Linked DNA regions of Homo sapiens: region 1 is linked to region 2. A link is an interaction called in ENCODE POLR2A ChIA-PET data of the cell type or tissue named here. Cell type or tissue: IMR-90. All regions are shown on one strand. Links, peaks and the distances in the headings refer to the core of each region. The heading gives the core; the rest is flanking DNA.

Region 1 (12,313 bases), core at 3,018-8,017, 330 kb before region 2:
GCAGATGGATTGCTTAAAGCCAGGAGTTCGAGACCACCCTTGGCAACATAGACACTGTCTCTATAGAAGAAAAAAGCCGTCTGTGTGTGGTGGTATGCAACTGTAGTTCTAGCTACTTGAGAGGCTGAGGTGGGAGGATCCCTTAATCCCAGGAGTTGGAGGCTGCAGTGAGCCATGACTGTGCTACTGCACTCCAGCCTGGGTGATGGAGGGGGGCCTTGTCTCAACACACACACGCACACCCACCCCAGATAGGGTATGATTGAATATTTCTGATTATTAAAAGCCCTGGGCTCTCTTGCTGGTTTTCCACGAACTTGGTGTATGTCCTGAGACAAGTCATGCAGTCTTCGTGCATCAGTTTTTCTATATATTAAGGGGACTGAATCATTAGAACATTTCTGAGCTTCCATGTAGCTCTAAAAGTTCTGGAATGATTTCAGCCTCAGAAGGTTGTTGAGGTTATGAGTTCATTATGCATTTTTGTTTATAAACATGATCTATATTGAATTGTTTCTATGTTAGATTTTAGAAAGGGATCTTCAGGCATGGCTGGTTATTAAAGAATTATTTTCTCAGGGCTGGGCGTGGTGGCTCACGCCTGTAATCCCAGCACTCTGGGAGGCTGAGGGAGGCAGATCACCTGAGGTCAGGAGTTTGAGACCAGCCTGGCCAACATGATGAAACCCCATCTCTACCAAAAATATAAAAATTAGCGGGGTGTGGTGGCAGGTACCTGTAATCCCAGCTAGTCGGGAGGCTGAGGCAGGAGAATAGCTTGAACCTGGGGGACGGAGGTTGCAGTGAGCCGGGATTGTGCCACTGCACCACTCCAGCCTGGGTGACAAGAGCGAAACTCCATCTCAAAAAAAAAAAAAAAAAAAAAAAAGCTTTTCTCAGAAAATAGGGAGTATAAAATGGTGGTTTTCAACCCTTTTTTTTTTCTTTTTTTTAATCTAAGAGGTATTAGAAAATATAGATGTCCAGGTCTGCCTCTACATATTCTGATTTAATTGGTCTAGGGCCATGCTCAGTCTCTTTTTTTTTTTTTTTTTTTTTTGAGACGAGGTCTCGCTCTGTCACCCAGACTGGAGTGCAGTAGTGTGATCTCAGCTCATTGCAACCTCTACCTCCCAGGCTCAAGCAATTCTTCCACCTCAGCCTTCTGTGTAGCTGGGACCACAGGCATGCACCATCACACCCGGCTAATTTTTTGTATTTTTGGGAGATAGGGTTTCACCATGTTGCCCAGGCTGGTCTCAAACTCCTGAACTCAGGCAGTCTACCGGCCTCGGCCTCCCAAAGTGTTGGGATTACAGGCGTGAGCCACCGTGCCTGGCCAGTGTGTGTGTTTTTTTTAAAATGCTGATGTTCAACCAAGGTTGAGAAAAACTGTTTCAAGAAGATATCTGAGGGCTTTTTCATTTTTAGGGGGTTATATGGTACCCTGCTGAGAATGGATTTGTTTGTGTTCTATACCTTGGTGTCATGAAGTCCGATAATTAATGTAAAATTCTCAATTTCCCGCCTAGCCCAAAATAAGTACTCAGCAATGTTGGTTGACTGTGTCCTATTTAATAATATTTTTATGGCACCATGCTCCATTAAACTCAGAACAATTTGTAGAAGTCTTCTAATTTATCTTCGACTATAGATTCCAGAACTCTTTGACTTACATTTGACTAAGTAAAAAGATGTCTTTCTGCCTCTAGAAGACAGTTTTTCCTAGAAACATTGATTCTGATGCCTAATTTTCTTTACCCATTAATTCATGGACTTATTTTTATTGTTTTTCACACATCCTCACAATCTTTGCCAGGAACATGGTGAGCAGGAATACTTACCTTTCAGGGCAGGGAGAAAGGTCAGAGCCTCAGGTGGCCTCTGAGTGACCTCAGTGCTAGAGCTGTCCACCTGTTTATACTCCTGGCTATCACACCTTTATCCCATCACAGAAGCTTACAAAAGGAGTAATTATTAGAGTTTGCTTTGTAAAGCCTAATTTTGGATTTCCATTTAATAATTAAAGCTGGTTTTAGGGAAGCCCCTAAACCAACCTGAGTTTTCTTGAAATACTAACTTGTGTCTTGCTGTTATCTGAGTCACACTTTTATCCTAATTTTTAGATACGGACGGCCTGACCCTCTGCTCCGGAGAGAACACGACATTCGCGTGAGCCTCCGGATGGCCTCTGTGCAGTATGTGCATACTCAGCGTTTCCAGGCAGAGGTGGTGGCCTTCATTCAGCATTTCACTCAGCTGCAGGATGTCTTAGGGCGCCAGCGAGCTGCTATTGAGGGGCAGACGGTAGGTAGCCTGGGCCCTCCAAGCTGCTTTTCCAGTTTGACTGATCAGTAGAACTTTTAGGCCTCTAGAGATGAATCTGGAAGAGTAAAGGTAAGTTATCCTTGCTAATATGTTCTCCGTGTAGATTAGCTACAGACATCTTTGTGTAATTGAAGAGCTTTGTTCCTTATTTATTGTATCTCACTTAAATTACCTTCAAACTTTAGCTTTCACTTTCTGTAAAAAAAGATAAGGGAGGTTTACAAAGAACACTTAAGACTTCTGGTCCCTTTTAGGACTTCAGTGGGGATGTTTCTCTTGGAAAGTGGTAGGTTTTTTCTAAATGCAGTAGATCAGAAGTTCTAAACTGAGTTCGTGGCCCCCGTGGGGTCCTGGTAGTTTATTCATGGCACATCCTAGGCCAAAGGAAACACCTAATGGTATTTCCGTTTACAAAGTAAGTCAGTCTAAACAACAAGTACATATGTCCTAACAACTTAGTAGGTGTTTGAAAAAATAATAACACATAAATGGAAAGAATAATATTTTATTTAATTCTTAAGTAACCACAATGACTGGTAGGAGGTATGTGCCTGTTAGGTATTGCATAACTTCTCAAACTTGGAATCAGGTTGGACATTACAACCCTCACTTCCTGTCCACATTTATCTTCTTATGGTACTTGCTTTTTCTCACAGCAACCGCTGAAGACCCAGCTTCGCAAAGATAATACCTTACTGAAAGGAGTATAGAATGATCTATTATTGAATGCCAACTACCACAAGCTACTAGTTAGTGCAGTGTCTGGCAGATGTTGTTTTTCCTTCAAAAATTTAAAATGTCCTGGCAGCCGGGTGTGGTGGCTCACGCCTGTAAATCCTAGCACTTTGGGAGGCCGAGGCGGGCAGATCACGAGGTCCAGAGATCGAGACCATCCTGGCCAACATGACGAAACCCCGTCTTTACTAAAATACAAAAATTAGCTGGGCATGGTGGCACGTGCCTGTAGTCCCAGCTATTCGGGAGGCTAAGGCAGGAGAATCGCTTGAACCTGGGAGGCGGAGGTTGGAGTGAGCCGAGGTGGCGCCACTGCACTCCAGTCTGGCGACAGAGCGAGACTCCGTCTCAAAAAAAAAAGTCCTGACAGCTGCAAGCCTTTGCCACCCTGTGGTGTCTCAGTGCAGTTTGGGAACCATAGAAAATAACAATGTACTTTTGTAACAACGTGTTATTTTTCCTTTTTTAAAAAAACTTTATGGCCAGGCGTGGTGGCTCACACCTGTAATCCCAGCACTTTGGGGGGCGAGGCGGGCAAATCACTTGAGCTCAGGAATTCGTGACCAGCCTGGGCAACATGGTGGAATTCTGTCTCTACAAGAAATACAGAAATTAGCCGGGTGTGGTGAGGCATGTGTCTGTAGTCCCAGGTACTTGGGAGGCTGAGGTGGGAGGATGGCTTGAGCCCAGGAGGTGGAGGTTGCAGTGAGCTGAGATCATGCCACCTGCACTTCAGCCTTGGTGACAGAGCCACCATGACTCAAAAAAAAAAAAAAAAAACAAAACTTTATTAGGTAAAAGATTATAATTTAATAAATAGATACTTTATAGTGGCAGCATTTTTAAAAATTACATTTTAATTTAAATAAAAAATGTTTGACTTGGTAGATATTGATTTGGTACAGTAGCAAAGTGAAAAAGGGCATTTGGAGAAAAGTCTCCTCAATTATTTTTCTCCAACTGTCTAGTTTCTCTCTCTGGAAGCAACGAGTGCTGTCGGTTTCCTGTGTATCTTCCAGAGAATGTATTTTTAAAAAATATACAAGTAGCATAATCAAATGATAGAAAATCTGGAAAAAAGAATCATACTAGTATCTCTGCACTATAGCATGTTTTAATTTGTTTCTGTTGTTTTCTATACATTTTTCTCTGAATTTGCTCATGGAATATATAACCTTTTTTTCTTTCTTTAACAACTCAAAAAAAATTTAGCGTTTTACACCTATAAAAGATTATCTGTAGCATGTATATATGTCACAGAGTATCATAATAAGATGAACATCTGTGAACCCACCTCTAACTAAAAATTAAAGCATCAGGAAGACAGCTGCCTGCATATGCTGTGTTCCTTCCCTATTCCGTTCCCCTGTCAACTCCTCGTGGAACCACTCTGGTGATTTTTGGGTCTATAAGATCCTTTAAAATTAAAAAGAAAAAATTTCTAAACGGTATCTTTTGCTTTGCTTGTGATCTTTATAAAAATGGTATTAAACCGTATTTAATGTTCCTTGACTTGCTTTTCCCCCCATTTAGTGTGTTGATAAGATTCATTCATATTGTTACATACGATAGCATTTATTTTTACCATTGCATTTCATTCTGTGTATAAATGATTTATCCATTTTCCTTTGGAACACTTGGGCTGTTTACAGTGTTTAGCTCTTATGTACTGTGAGTCCTGATGCACATACTTGAGACTTTCTCTGATCTCTGAGATACCTGGCAGTGGAATTACTGAGCCATAGGGTGTGCGCACATTTCTCTTCACTAGATAAAGCCAGATCGTTTTCCAAAACAGCTGTCTCAATGATAGTCTCCCATCAGCAGTGTATAATAATTTCTTTTAATTCATATCTTTGCCAACACTCTTATTGTCAGACTTTTTATTTGATATAAAATGATATTACATTTATGGTCTGCATATGCTTTTATAAAATAATTTAGATTGAGAAATAGCATACAGTGTATCAAGTATGTAAAACACTGTAATTTTATACATGCACTTTTAGAATCCAGCTATTTTTCCTAGCCTTTTTTAGAATCTTTTTCCATCTTGCTTTGCATTTTTCATAGATATCCTATGTAGCAACTATATAATCTATTAGTTTAACCATTTTCCTATTTTTAACATTTAAATTGCTTTCAGCTTTTCATTCTTATGACTAATGCTTCCATGAATATCTTTACAGAAGTGAAGTTTTTTTTTCACTTTTTGAATTATGTTTACAGTATTGATTCCTACAAATGGTACTGTTTTATCAAAGTTATGAACATTTTTGTGACTTTCAGTATGACTCTGCTAAATGTTTTCTGTTAGAATTGTTGTGTGCATTTAAAACAGTTATTTTTACATGTGTGGTTGAAACAGTGGTAAGTCTTATGGTGGTGAATCATTTGGGTTAGGAAACGAGATACTTGTATATTACTGAGTAATTGGGTTTAACTTCCTGGGTTAAGCAGAGTTGAACAATAAGTCTCAAGTTTTGCTTTATCAAATTATATAAGACAAGTAGGAGGTTAAAGGAATGTCTTTCTATTTTGAACATTGTTCAATATGTAGGCTTTGAAGAGAAGCTGATCTTCTCAAGAATCTTTAATTCTAGCTGTTTGAATTAGGTTTATATAGAGCTAAGATCTACTTTTATTTGTCGATAAGATTAAGAGGCTATTTTGTTTGAAATTTAAATTTCTTTCACCTTGTATTGGTGACACGTGTTTTTGACATGTAGCTGGGTTTTTATTCCTACATTTTCTGAGGTCTGTAAATAATGATTCAGTGGAACTTTGAATTTCTTTGTATTCTTAATGTTTGAAATTTTAAGAGTATCAGTTATACCAGATGTGTTTGGCCAAATATAAATTATTTCCCATATATTTTACCCCAGAAGTATGATGCAGTTTTTCTATGCCTTCCACTTTACATGTAACCTCTTATATTTGTTACACTTCTTCATTCACCTAGCAACTGGTATAGTAAAGTAATGCTGTGCGTTAGAAATCTTGGGACAAATATCTTGAGTGGGTTTTGCTTCCATTAGCTATGTGACCATCAGGGAGTTATTTTTCTTACTATTCTTCCCTTGACTCAGTTATAGTAGGAATACGGAGATAGCAGAATTAAGTAGCCTGTACTTTTGGCAATAATTATTTATATTAATGATGCTTTGGAGTTTTCAAAGTGCTTTCCTACACATTATCTCATTTGATCCTTATAACAACCCTGTTTGTTCATTTCTTCAGTAATTTAGGAATGAGTGTGTCATGCAGCTTGCCAGGTGCTAGGAACAGAGTGGAAAACAAGAAAGACAAGGTCATTGCCTTCATGGAGTTTATATTTCAGTGGGAGGATATAATCAAGGAAAAAAAGATAATTAGTTATGATAATACCTAATGAGGCGGTGGTCGGCAGATGTGTTACTTTCATTTTATAAGTGAGGAAACATTGTTAACTCTTAGCCCTGGTTGTCTGGCTCATGATTCAGTGTTTTTTCCATTAACATATAACTGAACGCATGTTCAAGATGTAAGTGCTAGTCAGGATGCCTGTATATATATAAATACATAGCTGTGTGTACAGGAAAAAAAGACTGAAAAGATATGGTGTTGATGTGGTAATAATAATAGCTGTTACATTTTCACCTCAGTTTCTGGGTGTATTGTCTCATTTAATCCCTATACCTCTTTGAGGTAGGGCTTATGGCTTATTATTATTCCCATTTTATAGATAAGGAAACGGAGGCACAGAGACTTTAACGACTTAACCAAGATAACCAAGCTACTAAGTGGCCAGGGGTTTATTAGTTTTATCTTTTAAAATAACCAACTTATTCAGGCCTGTATTATGGCCGAGGCATACTCTCAGCCAATAGACCACCTGTTCTTATAAAGAGGATATGTTCTGGGCTGGGCACGCTCACACCTGTAATCCCAGCACTTTGGGAGGCCAAGACGGGTGGATCACATGAGGCCGGGAGTTTGAGACCAGTCTGGCCAACATGGTGAAACCCCATCTCTCCTAAAAATACAAAAAATAGCTGGGCGTTGTGGCACGTGCCCGTAATCCCAGCTACTCGGGAGGCTGAGGCATGAGAATCTCACTTGAGGCCAGGAGGTGGAGTTTGTAGTGAGCTGAAATTGTGCCACTGTACTCCAGCCTGGGCAACACAGCAAGACTCTGTCTCAAAAAAAAAAAAAAAGTATGTTCTGTGGTTTTTGGGTGCAGTCATATTCTATAAATGTTTAATTGATTTTTCTCTGATTGTCGGTTTCCTATATCATTGACTTATGCTTTTTATTTTCTTCCTTCTACTTCAGATTTAATTTACTTTTCTTTTTCCAGCTTCTTAAGGTGGAAGCTTTCAATTACTGATTTTTAAGTCTTTATTGCTTTCTAAAGTCGTGGTGTAAATTTCTCTCTAAGCATAGTTTTAAGTGTATCCCACAAATTTTAATGTATTATGTCTTCCTTATCATTTTAGTGAAAATATTTTTCTGTTTCCCTTGTGATTTCTTCTGACCTAGGGGTTATTTAGAAGTGTGTAGTTTACTTTCCAAATATTTGGGGATTTTCCATTATCTTCTTGTTACTGACTTCCAGTTTAACTCCATGGTGGTCATAGAATATGCTCTGTATGATTTTAATTGTTTTATAAACTCACGAAACTTTTGGGAACCTGAGGTTATTTGGTGGTAAAATTAGGGAATTAATTATCCTCTGAGTCAGTTTTCCTTCCTCTTTCAGGTGAGAGATCAAGCCCAGCGCTGTTCACGGGTTCTCCTGGATATTGAGGCTGGTGCTCCCGTTCTCTTGATCCCAGAAAGTTCCAGATCAAATAATCTGATTGTAGCAAATTTGGGGAAGTTGAAAGTCAAAAATAAGTTTCTGTTTGCTGGTTTTCCTGGCACCTTTTCCCTACAAGATAAGGTGAGCAATCAGTATCCATTTCCTTTTCCGTTCAGCTAGTATTTGATCACTAATTGAAAAATTTGTATGCTGCTGTAAGATGATCCATAATTGCTATTACTTTTGTAGGGTATGTGGCTTGAAGAATTTTTTTTGGCATTTTATTGATATTTCAGTTAACCTTATGAATTGAGGTAGTGTAAATTATAACTCTTAGTAAATGTAGGTAGTAGAATTTTTTTTGACATTTTATTGATATTTCAATTAACCTTATGAATTGAGGTAGTGTAAATTATAACTCTTAGTAAATGTAGGTAGTAACTTGTTTTAGCAAACAAACCAATGGAATCAACCTTCCATCTTTTTATAATGCTTTCTTTATATAAAAGCATTCCTTCTATAATATAAACGTTTTAGACTCTGTGGCTTTTTTCAGAGGACGTGATTGGCCCGTGGTTTACTTGAAGCCATTTAAAAATGTCTTAATAATAACATCTGTACAGTATATTGCTTTACAGTTTTAAATTACTGTGGCACCTTTTTTTTTTTTTCAACTTTTGTTTTAGATACAGGGGGTACATGTGCAGGTTTCTTAGATGGGTATATTGCACCCAGATAGCATAGTACCCAATAGGTAGTTTTCCGACCCATTCCCCCCAACCCCCCGACTCCGCTCTAGTAGTTGATGTTAAACAAGTAAACGTGTTTCCCTGAGTTTTGTGAGCTCTCTTAGCAAATTATAGAACCTTAGGAGGGTATCTGTTGTTCTCATATTTATGACCATCCATGGATACTCAATGTTTAGCTCCCACTTACAAATGAGAATGTGTGGCATTTGCTTTGCTTTTTTTTTTTTTTTTTTGAAACAGAGTCTCACTCTGTTGCCAAGGCTGGAGTGCAGTGGCACTGTGTTGGCTCACTGTGACCTCCGTCTCCTGGGTTTAAGCAATTCTCCCGCCTCAGCCTCCCGATTAGCTGAGATTACAGGTACCAACCACCACACCCAGCGAGTTTTTATGTTTTTAGTAGAGACGAGGTTTCACCATGTTGGCCAGGTTGGTCTTGAACTCCTGACCTCAGGTTATCCACCCGCCTTGGCCTCCCAAAGTGCTGAGATTACAGGCATGAGCCACCATGCCCGGCCACATTTGCTTTTCTGTTCCTGCATTAATTCGCTTAGGATTATGGCTTCCAGCTCCATCCATGTTGCTGCAAAGGACATGATTTCATTCTTTTTTATGGCTGTGACTTATCCATTTCTCATAACAGTGTTTGGAGGTAATTAGGATGAGGACTGTTGTTATTTGTGTTTTACATTGGGGAAACTAGGATTCTTTGAGAATAAACAGTAAAAATGGAAACACCTAGTAATTCACAGACCCTTAAAGCTGAGAGGACCTTTTAGATGGTCCGATTAGTCCCCCTTCATCCATTTTTGCATTTGAGGAGACTGAGTGACATTTCTGGAACCAGAAATGAGGCCTTGTCATTCTTGGTGTGTGTTTTCATCATTCCTTGCTGGTTTCCACAGCAGCTCTTCAGTCTATTTGCTTATTCCTTGCAAACTCGTTTTAGTGTGTCAGAAAAGCACTTACTGAAATTCCCAGCTACTTATGCCTATTTTTAGTATAATAGCTAATAACGTAGGGAGAGAGATGGCCTTTGAGATGTATGTAAGATTTGATTGTAAGATTTAAAAACTGCCGAAAATAGCAATACATAGCTGCCATTTGCTGAATGCTTATTATACATCAGCCAGTGCTGTGCTCTTTACATATAAAAGGAAACAGCTCCCAATGCTTCTGACACCAGATGTGTTGGGTTTTCCCCCATACTAACCATTTTCCGACTGTGCAGATACCAACTTGTCTATAATTTAATTATGACATTAACCACTTGGAGTTAGCTTAAGACCCCACAGGTCCCTAAAGACTGCTCCCCACTCAGACACCAGTCACAAGTACAGGTCTCCTGTATGTCTGACAGACTAGCTATAAGCTTGGGGTTCCCACAATGCCTCCTGAGGTTCAGTAATTTGCTATAGTGGCTCATAGAACTCAGGGGAGCACATTTACTGGTTGAGCATAAAGGCTGTAATAAAGGATACAGCCAGATGAAGAGGTGCATAGGGCGAGACCCCGCAGCGTCCCGAACACAGAAGCTTTTGTGCCATGGAATTGGGGTGCTCCATCTCCTGGACTGCGGATGTATTCACCAACCTGATATCTCTCTGGACCCCATTGTTTAGGCTTTTAATGGAGTCCCCATTACATGGGCATAATTAATTAAATCATTGGCCATTTGTGATTAGACTCAATCTCTAGCCCCGCTGCTCTCCCTGGAGGCCTGGGCACTGAAACTGAAAGTTCCAACCCTCTAATCACACGGTTGCCTGTACTTCCAGCAACCCCCGTTCTAAAGCTATTTAAGGGTTTTTAGCCACCAGTTATCTCGTTAACATACACAAGGACATTTTATCACTCTGGAGATTCCAAGGGTCTTGGAAACTCTTGTGTCAGGGACTAAGACCAAATACAGTTATGGTCCCTTAGCTACAGGGAGATACTTGGAAGAATGATGCATCCTTAGGTGATTTCCTTGCTCTGTGATCATCATAGAGTGTCCTTACAAAACCGAAATGGCTTAGCTTACTGCACACCTAGGCTCTGTGCTATAGCCTGTTGCTCCTAGAATACAAGCCTGTACAGCACAGTACTGTGTTGAATACTGTAGGCAGTTGTAACACCATGGTTAAGTATTTGTGTATCTGAACATATCTAAATATAGAAAAGATACAATAAAAATGCTGCATTATAATCTTACGGGAGCATCATAGTATATGTGGTCTGTGGTTGACTGAAATGGCATTATGCGGTGCACAACTGTATTTATTTGTGGTAAATCTTTACTTTGAGGCCATACTAAAATTTTTAGGAGGAAATCAGTTCTAGCCAGATTGTGTGACCAAGTTCACCAGGACCATTTTTGTTTCTCTATCCTTCCTAAAAAGGTACTGGCCAGAGTTTCCTTATCAGATATATCTATGTATGGGTTTACCAGCAGGCCCTGAAGTTAGCCTCGGCAGAAGAATTGCCAAGATACTGAAGACATTTTTGCAAAAGGGTTCCTATTTTTTAAGTCAAATAATAGCACAGAGTTTGTAGTGTTTTAATGAAAAAAATTTCCCTGTATTTGTTTTTGAGGATTTGATTTTAAGTGGCAGTGCATACAAGGAGCGCTTTTTCTTCAAGGTATAATGTGCTTTTTTTGCAACCTGACTATTCTGAAAAACCTTATGGGATTCAGCAGTCAATCCACATTCACATGCTTTAAAAAGAAAATTAAAACCAACCCTTTAAAATATCTCATTACTTGAGAAAGCCTGCTTATTAACTTTTTTTTTTAAGTGTTTGAATTACTTTCATACTATGTAAAGATGTTGTTCTTAAGGCCCATTGAAAAGAATTCCTTTTTTTTTTTTTTTTTTTAGCCTTCACTAGTACGTTCTTGGTGATCTTATTTTATATCCTTAAATCTTAGAAAAACTATCTTACTGGGTACCAGTGATTGTTCTGTAGAATTCCATAAGGGCTGTTTGGAGTGTGTTGCTTGTTCAAGTATTTGTAAGCAGATAAACACATCTGTGAAGTTCACCTCCCCATGCATACAGTTAAATATAATTGATTACAGTCTATATGAAATGAATAATTACCTTCTTCACCAGCCATCATTTTGTATTTGCATTTGCCTTTGAATACATTTGCATGTGTGAGGTTTGTCTAATATGCATTCCAGTGGTTAAAGAACAGGAAATAATCCTGAAATCAAAGCTTGGAGACGGGTTATTTGCCCTTGAGTTCCAGGACTCCTGTGTGTTTGGAATTGTTTTACATAAATCCATGTCTTAATGAGTACAAGATTGAGTTTTTTTGCATATGCTTTTATTTCACTTTTCTCAACCATAGCTTATGCTTAAACCACAATTTCTAAGTCAAAATCTTTGAAAAGCTTTGGGTTAATCTTCTCAAGCCACTGATTTATTTAAACCAACTACAGAGAGGATGTAGAGATGAATCAAATGAAAGGGCAACAAACACTTTACAGAGTTTAAATAAACTAAGTGAGAGGGAAAGGTTTTAATGTTGAAATACTTAAATAATGACATTTACCTAGTAATCTGCCTTGCAAAAAAATAAAAAAATTGCAGAAAGCAAGAACTAGTTTCTTTTACTTGTAATTACTACTTGAGAGAACTGTGAAAGGGAGCAGTGTTTTTGTATTCTTTTCCAAAGCTGAGAGGAGTCAACATAAAGGCAGCCCTAGAGGGAGAGCCATCCTTCCTCTCTT
Region 2 (12,313 bases), core at 2,761-7,760:
TCTGTCTATACTCTTTCTGGAAATACATTCACAAAGACCCAGGTTTTTGTTTTTTTGTTTGTTTTTAAATAAAGTGTTACTGTCACCCAGGCTGGAATGCAGTGGTGCAGTCATGGCTCACTGCAGCCTCCACTTCTGGGGCTCAGTCGATCTTCCTGCCTCAGCCTCCTGAGCAGCTGAGACTACAGGCACGCACTGCCACAGCTGGCTGATTTTTGTATTTTTTTTTTTTTTTGTAGTTATGGGGCCTCACCATGTTGCCCATGCTGCCTCGAACTCCTAGGCTCAAGCAATCCGCCCATCTTGGCCTCCCAAAGTGCTGGAACTACAGGCGTGAGACACCATGCCCGGCCTAACCCAGGTTTTAATATCCACTGTAAGAAGAAGTTGTTAAAGAGGTCACGCAGGAGACTGATTTCATTGAGAGGTTAAAACAAAACAAAACAAAACAAAACAAAAGCCCGTGACTCTAGTGATGGATTTGTCATCACAAGGAGCTACCATTTATTGAGTGCTTCCCATACCCTGGTACTTCTTTCGCTCCTTAAAGGTAATATCTCATCTGGTCCTAACTGAACTGATGAGGACAGAGACCTCCAAAGATTCAATAACTTGCCCAAGGCCACTGCTTCTAACTGCCTCTGACAATGGGCCTCTCTCAGGATTTATGATGTCGCTGCCATTTTTTAGAAGGGCTCTCTAAGATGGCAAGCATAGCCCAGTCCCTGCCTTCAGGTGGGGAGGCAGACAGGAGGCTCCCTGGCTTTGCATGAATATCCTGGGTCCTCAGCCACCTGTGTCCACGTTACGGTTAGGGTTAGAGTTAGAGTTAGGGCTAGGGTTAGCTTGCCTGTCATCCGGCTTGTCTCTCTCCGTGGGCAGAGTGCATAAAGGTGCTTCCTGCCAGCCATGGCTCCCTTCAATGACTACTCTATCATTGAAAAGCTCTGTTTGGCCAATTATTTCAATATCTTTTTTCTTTTTTTTGAGTTAGAATCTTGCTCTGTCACCCAGGCTGGAGTGCAGTAGCACGGTCTCAGTTTACTGCAACCTCTGCCTCCCGGGTTCAAGCGATTCTCCTGCCTCAGCCTCCCGAGTAGGTGAACTACAGGAGCCCGCCACCATGCCCGGCTAATTTTTGTATTTTCAGTAGAGTCGGGGTTTTGCCATGTTGGCCAGGCTGGTCTCAAACTCCCAACTTCAGGTGATCCACCCACCTCCACCTCCCAAAGCGCTGGGATTACAGGCGTGAGCCACTGCGCCCGGCCTATTTCAATATCTTAATGCATGTTGCCCTAATCAGTTTATAAAAACAAGTAGAAAACAGACAAATTGGAAGTGCATAAATTTGTAATATGAAGATTATGTCTCAAACTCAAGAAACTTAATTATTTTACCTTTTACTGAATGCTTACTAGATGCCAGGTGCAGTGCGTCATGTGGAGTATCTTACTTGGCTGCGACAGCCTGCTGCTGAGGGGACACCATTGCTGTTCCCATTTCACAGATTAGGAAACTGAGGCCCAGAGAGGACGGGGTAACATGTCAAAATCATGCAGTTTTAAGTGGCGTTACTGGAACACAGGTGGAACAGGCAGATCCTCTGGATGTTATGAACCTGCAGCCTCAGTCAGGTGCTAGTTGGGTTTTTGATGGGCAGAAGAAAACAAGGACAACAAAACGCAAAAAACGTGCACACTGGGCCAGGCGTGGTGGCTCACACCTGCAATCCCAGCACTTTGAGAGGCTGAGGTGGGTGGATCACTTGAGGTCAGGAGTTTAAGACCAGCATGGCCAACATGGTGAAACCCCGTCTCTACTAAAAATTAGAAAAATTAGCCGGGCATGGTGGAAGATACCTGTAATCCCAGCACTTTGGGAGGCTGAGGCAGGAGGATTGCTTGAACCGAGGAGATGGAGGTTGTAGTGAGCCAATATAGCACCACTGGACTCCAGCCTGGGTGACAGAGTGAGACTTTGTCTCCAAAAACAAACAAACAAAACGTGCACACTGGCCAAGCGTGGTGGCTCACACCTGTAATCCCAGCACTTTGGGAGGCTGAGGCAGGTGGATCACTTGAGGTCAGGAGTTTAAGACCAGCGTGGCCAATATGGTGAAACCCCATCTCTACTAAAAATTACAAAATTGGCCAGGCATGGTGGCATGCACCTGTAATCCCAGCTACTCAGGAGGCTGAGGCAGGAGAATTGCTTGAACCCAGGAGGTGGAGGTTGTAGGGAGCCAAGAGAGCACCACTGCACTCCAGCCTGGGCAACAGAGCAAGACTTTGTCTCAAAAAACAAACAAGGAAACAAAAAAACTGTGCACACTGGCCAGGTATGGTGGTGGCTCACATCTGTAATCCCAGCACTTTGGGAGGCCACGGCAAGCAGATTGCTTGAGTCCAGGAGTTTGAGACCAGCCTGGGCAACATGGTGAAACCCTGTCTCCACTAAAAATGCAAAAATTAGCCGGGCGTGGTGATGTGTGCCTGTAGTCCCAACTACTCGGGATGTTGAGGTGGGAGAATCACCTGAGCTGGGGGAGTTGAGGCTGCAGTGAGTCGTGATCTCACCACTGCACTCCATCCTGGGCAACCGGAGTGAGATCCTGTCTAAAACGAAACAAAACAAAACAACAAAAAGTATATTGACAGTATACTACATTGTTAAAAATTTAGTCTAGGAAGCAAGGTATAATTGGGAATTGTATTATTATTATTTTTCAGCTGCCTGGGAATAGAAGTCAATTTTTCCGTATTGATAGCAGTGAAATTCTTACAGGGTTAGGATACAAAATTGAATCACCAGTATGATCCTGTTTTTGGAATGAAAAGCCCCATAGTGTATGTCCATATTTATTTAGTTACTGTTTGGTTGGGATTTACTGTGTGTCAGGTTGTACACTAAATGCTTTATATTCATTTAATCTCATTTAACCAAAAGAACTCCCTGGAGGTAGGATCTATAGTCTCCTTTTACATCGCTGGAAATGGAGGTAAAGCAACTTGGCCAAGTTCACGGAGCCAGTGAGTGGCAAATAAGGGATTAGAATTCAGCTCGGTTTTACATCAAAGCCCATTGTCTCTGCTTCTGTCTCTGCTCCCTGCTCTGAAGCTCTCTGTCTCTCTGTGAGCACACACATGCCTGCACACAGAAAAAAGACAGGAAGGAAACACAGAATGTTGACAGTGGCTGTCTGTGGATGATGGCAGTACATGTGATTTTATCTTCTTTTAATGCCTTTTTACATATTCTCTATGTTTTATAATGAGTTTCTATGAAAAAAAATCCACCGTATGATCTTCTGTAAAAGCATGCTTGTTTTACAGTCCAGGGGTAAGGCCAGAGAGCCCCTGACCACGGGCCTCTGAAACACTCTCCTAAAAAATAAGACAGAGAGGGGAGCCAGGACCTTGGCTTCTTGGAACTGCCTAATCCGTCCTATAATACCTTGCTTTGTAGGAAAGTTCTGTGCATAAATCCCATAAAATCCCATAATGTGGTGCTGACACTGAGCCTCCCCAGAACAAAATCCGCTAATGATCACTGCTCGCCAGGAGCCTGCAGAAAGCCATCAGACATGTTGCAACCCCCCATGCCTGCCTCCTGCCTAAGCCCTTTCTAATAAGGACTCTTTTCATGAGTTCATAAAAACACTTTGTTCAGATCATGTTGGGTCTTTATTTCATTTTTTTTTCTTTTTTTTGAGACAGAGTCTCGCTCTGTCACCCAGACAGGAGTGCAGTGGCGTGATCTCGGCTCACTGCAAGCTCCGCCTCCTGGATTCATGCCATTCTCCTGCCTCAGCCTCCCGAGTAGCTGGGACTACAGGCGCCCACCACCACGCCCGGCTAATTTTTTTTTTTAAATATTTTTAGTAGAGACGAGGTTTCACCGTGTTAGCCAGGATGGTCTTGATCTCCTGACTTCGTGATCCATCCGCCTTGGCCTCCCAAAGTGCTGGGATTACAGGCGTGAGCCACCATGCCTGGCCTATTTCATCTTAGTCAAACACTGAACATCTATGGGGCCAGAAGGGGTTGAGGGCTGCCCTTCAGTTTTGGGACCCAGAGAGAAAAAAACAACAGATTTGTAAAACCAGGAATGAATACCTCCCTCCTCACCCTGTTGCTTACCCTGTTGCCTCACCCTGGGATAGGACCTTTCTAAGGTTGCTTTAGGGGATGAGAGTGGCCTCACCTGCAAAAAGGTCAGGAGTTCGAGACTAGCCTGGCCAATGTGGTGAAACCCTGTCTCTACCAAAAATACAAAAATTAGCCAGGCGTGGTGGCGGGTGCCTGTAGTCCCACCTACTCGGGAGGCTGAGGCAGGAGAATTGCTTGAACCTGGGAGGCGGAGGTTGCAGTGAGCCGAGATCGTGCCACTGCACTCCAGCCTGGGCGACAGAGCAAGACTCTGTCTCAAAAAAAAAAAAAAAAAAAAAAAGAAAAAGAAAAGAAAAACCTCTAACCTCCAAGTCTTCAACAAGATTGATTTGTATAATAACTCTGTCTCCTGCATGGTATGGCCAGTCTCGGGTCAATTAAACTCTTTGTTTACTGCAATGCCATGGTCTCAATGGATTGGTTTTGTCTGTGCAGCAGGCAGGAAGAACCCACTGGGTGGTTACCAAACAACCCAATGTACGTGGCAGGTACAAACTCATTTTTCCAGATCAAGAAACTGAAGATAGAGAGGAGAAATAACCTGTCCAAATCTTGTGTGTGATTGGCAACCTCTTGAGGAGTAGGAACTGGATCAGCTTTGTGGACACGTGACCTGGGCTGTTCCACAGGCCCCCACACTGAGGAGGGCCCCACGCCTGTTTCAGTGGTCTGCTGTGGAAATCCTTAATTTTTTTTTTTTTTTTTTTTGAGACAGAGTCTCACTTTGTTGCCCAGGCTGGAGTGCAGTGGCGCAATCTCAGCTCACTGCAACTTCTGCCTCCCGGGTTCAAGTGATTCTCCTGCCTCAGCCTCCCTAGTAGCTGGGATTACAGATGTGCACCACCATGCCCAGCTAATTTTTGTATTTTTAGTGGAGAACAGGTTTCACCATGTTGGTCAGGCTGGTCTTGAACTCCTGACCTCGTGATCCACCCACCTCTGCCTCCCAAAGTGCTGGGATTACAGGCGTGAGCCACTGCGCCTGGCCTGTGGAAATCCTTAATTTGTGAATGAGGTGCCTGCATTTCATTTTGCACCTGCAAATGATGTAGCTGGTCCTGCATGTGGCCCCTTTCCCAGACCGTGACCTATTAGGGCTGTGCACCCAATGAAGATGGCTGTCAGAATGCCAGAAACACTTTATGGCATGCGTTTATTTACTTGTCGCTCTCCCCACTCTTCCACCCCTTCCAGCCTGGGGACTGTTTGGGGGCAGCACAGAGGAGATGTGCAGGAAATGTTTGTTGAATGAATTTTCTCATGAATGAATGGACTGTTGATTCAACCAAGACAAAGGAAGGCCAGGTGCCCATTGGTGGAGGTTTTCTCTCAGGCTGGCCTGGGGGCAAAGCAGACACTTGCCTTGCTCTGCCTCTCTACTGCTCCCAAATTTACTGTTTCAAATTAGCTTCTGGTTGGTGGCCTTGGCAGGTTGGGGAGGAGGGTGAGGGGAAGGCACTGGGAGGAAACAAAGGCTTCTGTTAAGAATAGGGGCAGGTGTGGAGCAGGGAAGCTCTGCTGTTTTGCATAAAACCAGGAGCCAGCCCTCTGCTCTCCTAAGCCTCAAGCACTCCTCAAAGACCACCTGGCTTCAGGAATCCTGGGGCAGCTTACACGCTGGACTCCCCATTGACCCATCTTAGCTGCCCCTTTGTCTCCTTTCAGAAGGGTGCAGAGGCCCCCCAGAGAGCTTCCTTGTGATAGGGGCTGGGCAGTCAGCCAGACCCTCCTCATTTCTATTTACCCTTCAACAGAAGGTGGGGGCAGTCAAATGCCACCTCCTCCCAGAGTCCTCCCAGGTTTCCCCAAGGCTAAGTGTTTTCATTACCCTTGGCATGTTTACCACCCTGAGCTTCTAATGAATTCAAAATAATGTTTTTGGGCAACCTTCACAAGAATTGACTCCCAAGATGGTGAGGACACAGATAATCAATGTGGCTACATTCAATTCTGGCAAAAAGATCCGATGAGCTGGGACGACTGTGATCCCCCCAACCCCTGCATATCTGCAGGACTCGCTCCTCCACCTTCTACAGGTCTCAGCTCAGTGTCACTGAGGACTTCACTAACACTGTAATGACGGCAGCGGCAGGCCATCTGGAGTGGCTACTGCCATCATGCCAGCTGCAGCAGGGAGGCGAGGCTGGGGCTGCATGTTCCATGGAGCTGGTGGGAGCTGGGGACAAGCAGGAGTCCCATCCCTCTGTGTTGGGGCAGGAGCTCCCCGGCTGCTGCTGCAGCCATCAAAGCCAAAGCTGTGGACCAAGGCATCCCTGTACTCTCGGGGCCCAAGAGCAGGCAGGAGCCCTGCCCTCTGGGGACAGATGCAGCCACCCAAACCTTGGCTGCAGACCCAGGCCTCATGCTCCGCAGAGCAGGCAGGAGCCCCATACCCCTGGGTGCAGGTGCAGCTACCCAAACTGCAGCTGCAGACCCAGGCATCCCCGCACTCTTGGGGTCCAAGAAGGTCCCCCACCCTCGCAGGCTCAGAAGTGCCTGCTCCCGCTGCCTGGCTTCTCCCTGCTGTTGGTGCCAGCTCTGATCTCAGAGCAAAGTCGGGGCTGAGTCTGGGTGCTGTTGCAGCCGGTCTGGATCTTCGCACACTCAGGGCAGTGTTGACATGCTAGCCCCTTGCTGCCTTGGCCCCCTCTGGACTTTGGGAACCAACAACCTTAGGAGGGAAGCCAAGGGGGGCTGAGGGCAGCAGGCACCCTTTGGCACCTACAGCCTAGGTGCCAAAAACAGCAGCAGGAGGCAGACAGGTTCCTTAGCAGAAGGGGGTGGTGAGACCCCAGTGAGACCTTACCTTCAGGCTAGGAGAGTCTGAAAACTGGGGGCTGGGCTGCCAGTTCTGCAGAGCAGGAACTTGTGGTGCCTTTTCCGGGCCCACCTATGGCCACCCATGGACCAATCAGCGTGCAATTCTTCCCCTCTGAGGCCCATAAAAGCCCCAAGATCAGCCAGAGCTGAGCGGATGTCAGGATGACCAGCTGCAGAGTAGCTACCCACTTCAGGGCCTCCTCTCTGTTGAGAGCTACAGAGACGATGGGATGACCTGCCTGCAGAGATGAGCCACCCACTCTATGGTCTCCTCTCTGCTGAGAGCTGCACAGATGACTGGATGACCAGCTGCAGAGAGGAGCTACCCTCTCCGCTAGGAGCTGAACACTTGTGGGAACACCCTGGCTGCAGAAAGGAGCTGCCCCCTGCCAGTTTCCTCTGAGCTGTTCTATTGCTCAATAAAGCTCCTCTTCATCTTGCACTTCCTCTTGTCTGTGTACCTCATTCTTCCTGGTTGCAGGACAAGAACTCAGGACCCACCGAATGGTGAGACTAAAAGAGCTGTAACACAAACAGGGTTGAGACATGCCCCTTGCTTGCCATGCTGTGGGTGAAGAGAAGGAGAGAAGAGCTGTGGCCCTTCAGGGAGCCCAGACCTGAGAGCTCCCTAAGCCAGGGCTGTGACTCCCTCTTTTGGGCCCTGCAGTTCCTGGTGTCTCCAAGCTTCTGAATGCCACTGTGTTCCCTGGTGCCAACTGTGGAAGCTACTTGCAGCGTGCCTGGTCTGGCTGCAGCCTCGCAGAGAGCCAGCGACTTTGCCGGCACCTGGAGCTGCTCATCCTGCTGCAGCAGCTGGCATGTCTGTCTGTGCACAGTGGCCGGACCCTGTACCTACTCATACACCCCTTGCCATTCCTCCTCTGATTTGCAGGTGTGGGACCCAGGCCAGCAGTGTGAGCTGAGCTCAACCTGCCAGGCCAAGTAGGTGAAGGAAACCCAGCGGGCCTGAGCAAAACCTGGGCAAAGGCGCCCCCAGCCACAGAGGTTTCCGGCCAGAAAAATGACAACCTAAAGATCCCATAACAGTAATGTTCCCCCATTCTGCACCCCCCATCTCCTCCTTTGCCTTTTCTCTGGAGCACTTCTCTTGGGAGCACATGGATGCTGCTTTAATAGCTGTGTTATTCATAATGACCAACAAACAGAAACAACACAAATGTCTGCAGATTAATGAATGGATGAATAGAATGTGGCAAATCCATACAGTGCAATATTATTTGGCAGTGAAAAGGAATGAAATATACTGTATATGCATTAGCCTTGAAACATAAGTGAAAAAGCTAGTCACAAAGACCACACGTTGTCCAATTCTGTTTCTATGAAATGTCCAAAACAGGCAGCCATAGAGACAGAAATCAGGTCAGTGGTTGCTAGGGCATGGGGGAGGGGGAAAGGGGAGTGACTGCTACTGGCGACAGAATTTAAGAGGGGAGATGGTAAAAATGTTCAAAAATTGATTGCAGTGATGGCTGCACCACTCTATAAATATACTAAAACCCATTAAATTGTACACTTAAGTTTTTTTCGTTTCCTTTTTGTTTTTTGAGACAAGATCTTGTTTTATCACCTAGGCTGGAGTGCCGTGGTGCAATCACGGCTCACTGCAGCCTCTGCCTCCCAGGGCTTAAGCGATCCTCCCACTTCCCTCTCCTGAATAGCTGGGACCACAGACTCTCACCATCACACCCAACAAGTTTTTGTGTTTTTTTTTTTTTTTTTTTGGAGACAGGGTCTCCCTATGTTGCCCAGGCTGGTCTTGAACTCCTGGGCTCAAGCAATCCACCTGCCTTGGCCTCCCAAAATGCTGGGATTACAGGCAGGAGCCACCACAACAACCTTGAATTATACATTTTAAACAGGTGAATTGTATGGTATGTGAATTACATCTCAATAAAGCTGTTACAAACAAAGAGAAAAGCCCCACAGGGGTAAGATGTCCACATGAGTAGTTGTAGACACTGCCCTTCTCCCTCACATCTAGCGGAGGTCAGGGGACAGGCAGAAATCACTGATCACAGAAGTGGATTCACACTTGTGAGATGTCCCAGAGGAGAGGACAGAGTGTCGTGTGAGTGGCAGGTAAGTGGGGCATTTGCCAAGGGCAGGGTTGGGGGAATTGAGGAAGTTTTATTGGAGGAAATCGTGGAGGTGAGAAAACCACCGAGGTTTCTCTGTCCCAAACACTTGAACTTCCAGGTCATACTGTCCCTGTGTGACCAGGTGTCTCAAGGAAGTGGACTTTCTGTGCTTTCAGCTCTAATTGGGGTAGGTAGGAGCCCCCCACCCCCACAAGGTGATGGTGCCCTGGGCACTTGTTGGATGTCTTGTGTTATTTTATTTTTATTTACTTATTTTTTTTGAGACAGAGTCTTGTTCTGTCACCCAGGCTGGAGTGCAGTGGCTGGATCTCGGCTCACTGCAAGCTCCGCCTCCAAGGTTCACACCATTCTCCTGCCTCAGTCTCCCGAGTAGCTGGGACTACAGGTGCCCACCACCACGCCCGGCTAATTTTTTGTATTTTTTAGTAGAGACGGGATTTCACCGTGTTAGCCAGGATGGTCTTGATCTCCTGACCTCGTGATCCACCCGCCTCGGCCTCCCAAAATGCTGGGATTACAGGCGTGAGCCACCACGCCCGGCCGGATGTGTTGTGTTGTTGTTTTTTTTTTTACTTTTAAATTTTTGTGGGTACATAGCAGGTGTATATATTTGTGGGGTACCTGAGATATTTTGATACAGGCATACAGTCTGTAATGATCACGTCGGGGTAAATGGGAATCTATAATCTTAAGCATTTATCCTTTGTCTTATAAACAATCCAATCATACCTTTAGTTATTTTTAAATGTAAAATTAAATTATTATATTTTTCTTTCTTTAGAAATGAGGTCTCACTATGTTGCTCAGACTGGTCTCAAATTCCTGAGCTCAAGCGATCTTCCCACTTCCGCCTCCCAAAGTGCTGGAATTACAGGCGTGAGCCACCGCGCCAGGCCGTTAAATTATGACTGAGTATAGCCACCATGCTGGGCTGTCAAATACTAGTTCTTATTCATTCTATTTTTTGTATCCATTCACCATCCTCACTCCCCCCCCACCCCCTCATGAGGTTTTAAAGGCTGAGTGGCAGCCAGACCTGGTTCAAATCCTCTGTAGCAAGTTGGAAGGGGGTCCCCCAAAAGATACATCTCCATCCTAATCTCTGAATGTGTGAATGTGACTTGACTTGGAAAGGGTCTTTGCAGATTTGACTAAGGATCTCAAGATGAGGTCATTTTGGAATAGCCAGAGGGGCTCCAAATCCAACGACAGGTGTCATTATGAGAGAAGACAGACGCCCAGGGAAGAGAAGGCCGATGTGAGGACAGAGGCAGAGACTGGAGTGGCGCAGCTGCAAGCCGCAGAACCCTGGAGCCACCGGAAGCTGCAAGAGGCCAGGAAGTGATACAGGAGCTAAAAATAAATTATTTAGGAGGATAGTGAGGGTAAGAGAGTCCTCGGTAAGGTTTTCTCTTTAATAAAAAGCAGCCCCCATATCATTTTTTTCTTTTTCTTTTTTTGAGACGAAGTTTCCCTCTTGTTGCCCAGGCTGGAGTGTAATGGCGCGATCTCGGTTCACAGCAACCTCCGCCTCCCGGGTTCAACCGATTCCTCAGCCTCCCGAGTAGCTGGGATTACAGGCATGGGCCACCACGCCTGGCTAATTATGTATTTTTAGTAGAGACGGGGGTTTCTCCATGTTGGTCAGGCTGGTCTCGAACTGGCGACCTTAGGTGATCTGCCCGCCTCGGCCTCCCAAAGTACTAGGATTACAGGCAAATCATTTTTTTTTCCTAACAAAAAACAGCCTGAAAAATCAAGCTGCAAACAGATAAGCAAGCTGGAAGCTGGCGTAGGGAAATGCCGGCAGGAAATTACTATGTGCCTGTGTGTACGTGGGAATTTCCTATGTGCCCATTGGAAACGGCTATCTGGGGGCCAGGCATGTTCAACATGGAGGCCACATGTGCAGTAAAGAAGCAGACAATGCGGCGCTGGCCAGGTGGAGACCCCAACTGTATAACAAAAGATTAGGGTGGGATGGCCAGCTTCTTCGTGCGCTATGTAAAGGGAACACCTGGTCCAACCAATCCTCTGCGCCCTATGTAAATCAGACACCGCCTCCTCAAGCTCATCTACAAAACCGACCGCATCTCGCTGCAAACTGGGAGGGAGCTTTTCCCTTTTGCCTATTAAACTTCCACCCTTAAACTCACTCCTTGCGTGTGTGCATCCTTAAGTTCCTTGGCGTGAGGCAACGAACCTGGGGTATTACCCCAGGCAAATGATGCCGCTTCAGAAGGATTCCCCTAGAACCTCTGGAGGGACTGTGGCCCTGCCCACCCCTTGATTTTGGACTTCCAGCCTCCAGAATTGTGAGAGAATGCATCTATGTCATTTTAAGCCACCGAGTTTGTGATCATTTGCTCCGCATCAACAGGACACGGATATTCCTCCTTCTTCACTTAAACAGCGCCTCACCTGGAGCATAGTTCTTAATGCCCCTGGGCCTTGGCTTCCACATCTGTGAAATGGGGACAGCTGGAGTGCCTACATCAGGGGTGTGTGAGGGCTTCTTGATAAGAGTCAGGGGTAGAGCTCTCAGAGGGAGGCTTGGCACCCCCTAAGTGCCCCTTGCCGGGCAGTGAGCCCCACACACTAGTTCTATCCTCCTGCAGGGGCACAAGGGGACATTAGAAAACCCAGCCTCAAGGTCTGGCTTGTCACAGCTAAGACAGGACCTCGGCTAGTCACGGGTTGTCAAGGCTGTCTTATGGGAAATGGTGCGGATGACTCCACCTCTATTACGTCTTTTTTTTTTTTTTTTTTTTGACGGAGTCTTGCTCTGTCCCCAGGCTGGAGTGCAGTGGTGCGATCTTGGCTCACTGCAACCTCCGCCTCCTGGGTTCAAGTGATTCTCCTGCCTCAGCCTCCTGAGTAGCTGGGACTACAGGCGTGTGCCACCACACCCGGCTAATTTTTGTATTTTTAGTAGAGACGGGATTTCACCATGTTGGCCAGGATAATCTCGATCTCTTGACCTTGTGATCCGCCTGCCTTGGTCTCCCAAAGTGCTGGGATTACAGGCGTGAGCCACCACACCCGGCCCCGTGATGTCATTTTTAACCCTGTTAGTTAGAGGGAAGGCGAATCTCACGGTGGCCAGACACAGCCCCTGGGGTGGGCTCCCTGGTTTAGAGTCCAGTTCTGCCACCCACTTGCTGTGTGCCCGTGGGCAAGTCACTTCACTTCTTCCTACCTTGG

The links. Peaks named below come from ENCODE experiments on the same cell type or tissue, not always from the same donor. Only the 100,000 strongest peaks of a DNase experiment are listed, where the experiment ranks them.
Region 1: POLR2A ChIA-PET joins it to region 2 with 5 read pairs; 4 of 35 experiments call an interaction of 5 or more read pairs at or near these places.

Annotation. Positions count from the first base shown.
Region 1 is chr1:12,291,398-12,303,710 of GRCh38, forward strand. It overlaps VPS13D (vacuolar protein sorting 13 homolog D), which reads left to right. Exons shown (of 70, transcript NM_015378.4): 24 at 2,127-2,307; 25 at 7,805-7,987. Among named protein-coding and RNA genes, the nearest start is that of VPS13D, 68 kb to the left of the region's middle. In IMR-90, for the core only: no CTCF peak of the experiment used is centred there; a DNase peak (open chromatin) is centred at 5,454.
Region 2 is chr1:12,623,967-12,636,279 of GRCh38, forward strand. No RefSeq gene overlaps it. Among named protein-coding and RNA genes, the nearest start is that of DHRS3, 12 kb to the left of the region's middle. In IMR-90, for the core only: no CTCF peak of the experiment used is centred there; no DNase peak of the experiment used is centred there; H3K27me3 peaks cover 3,228 bases.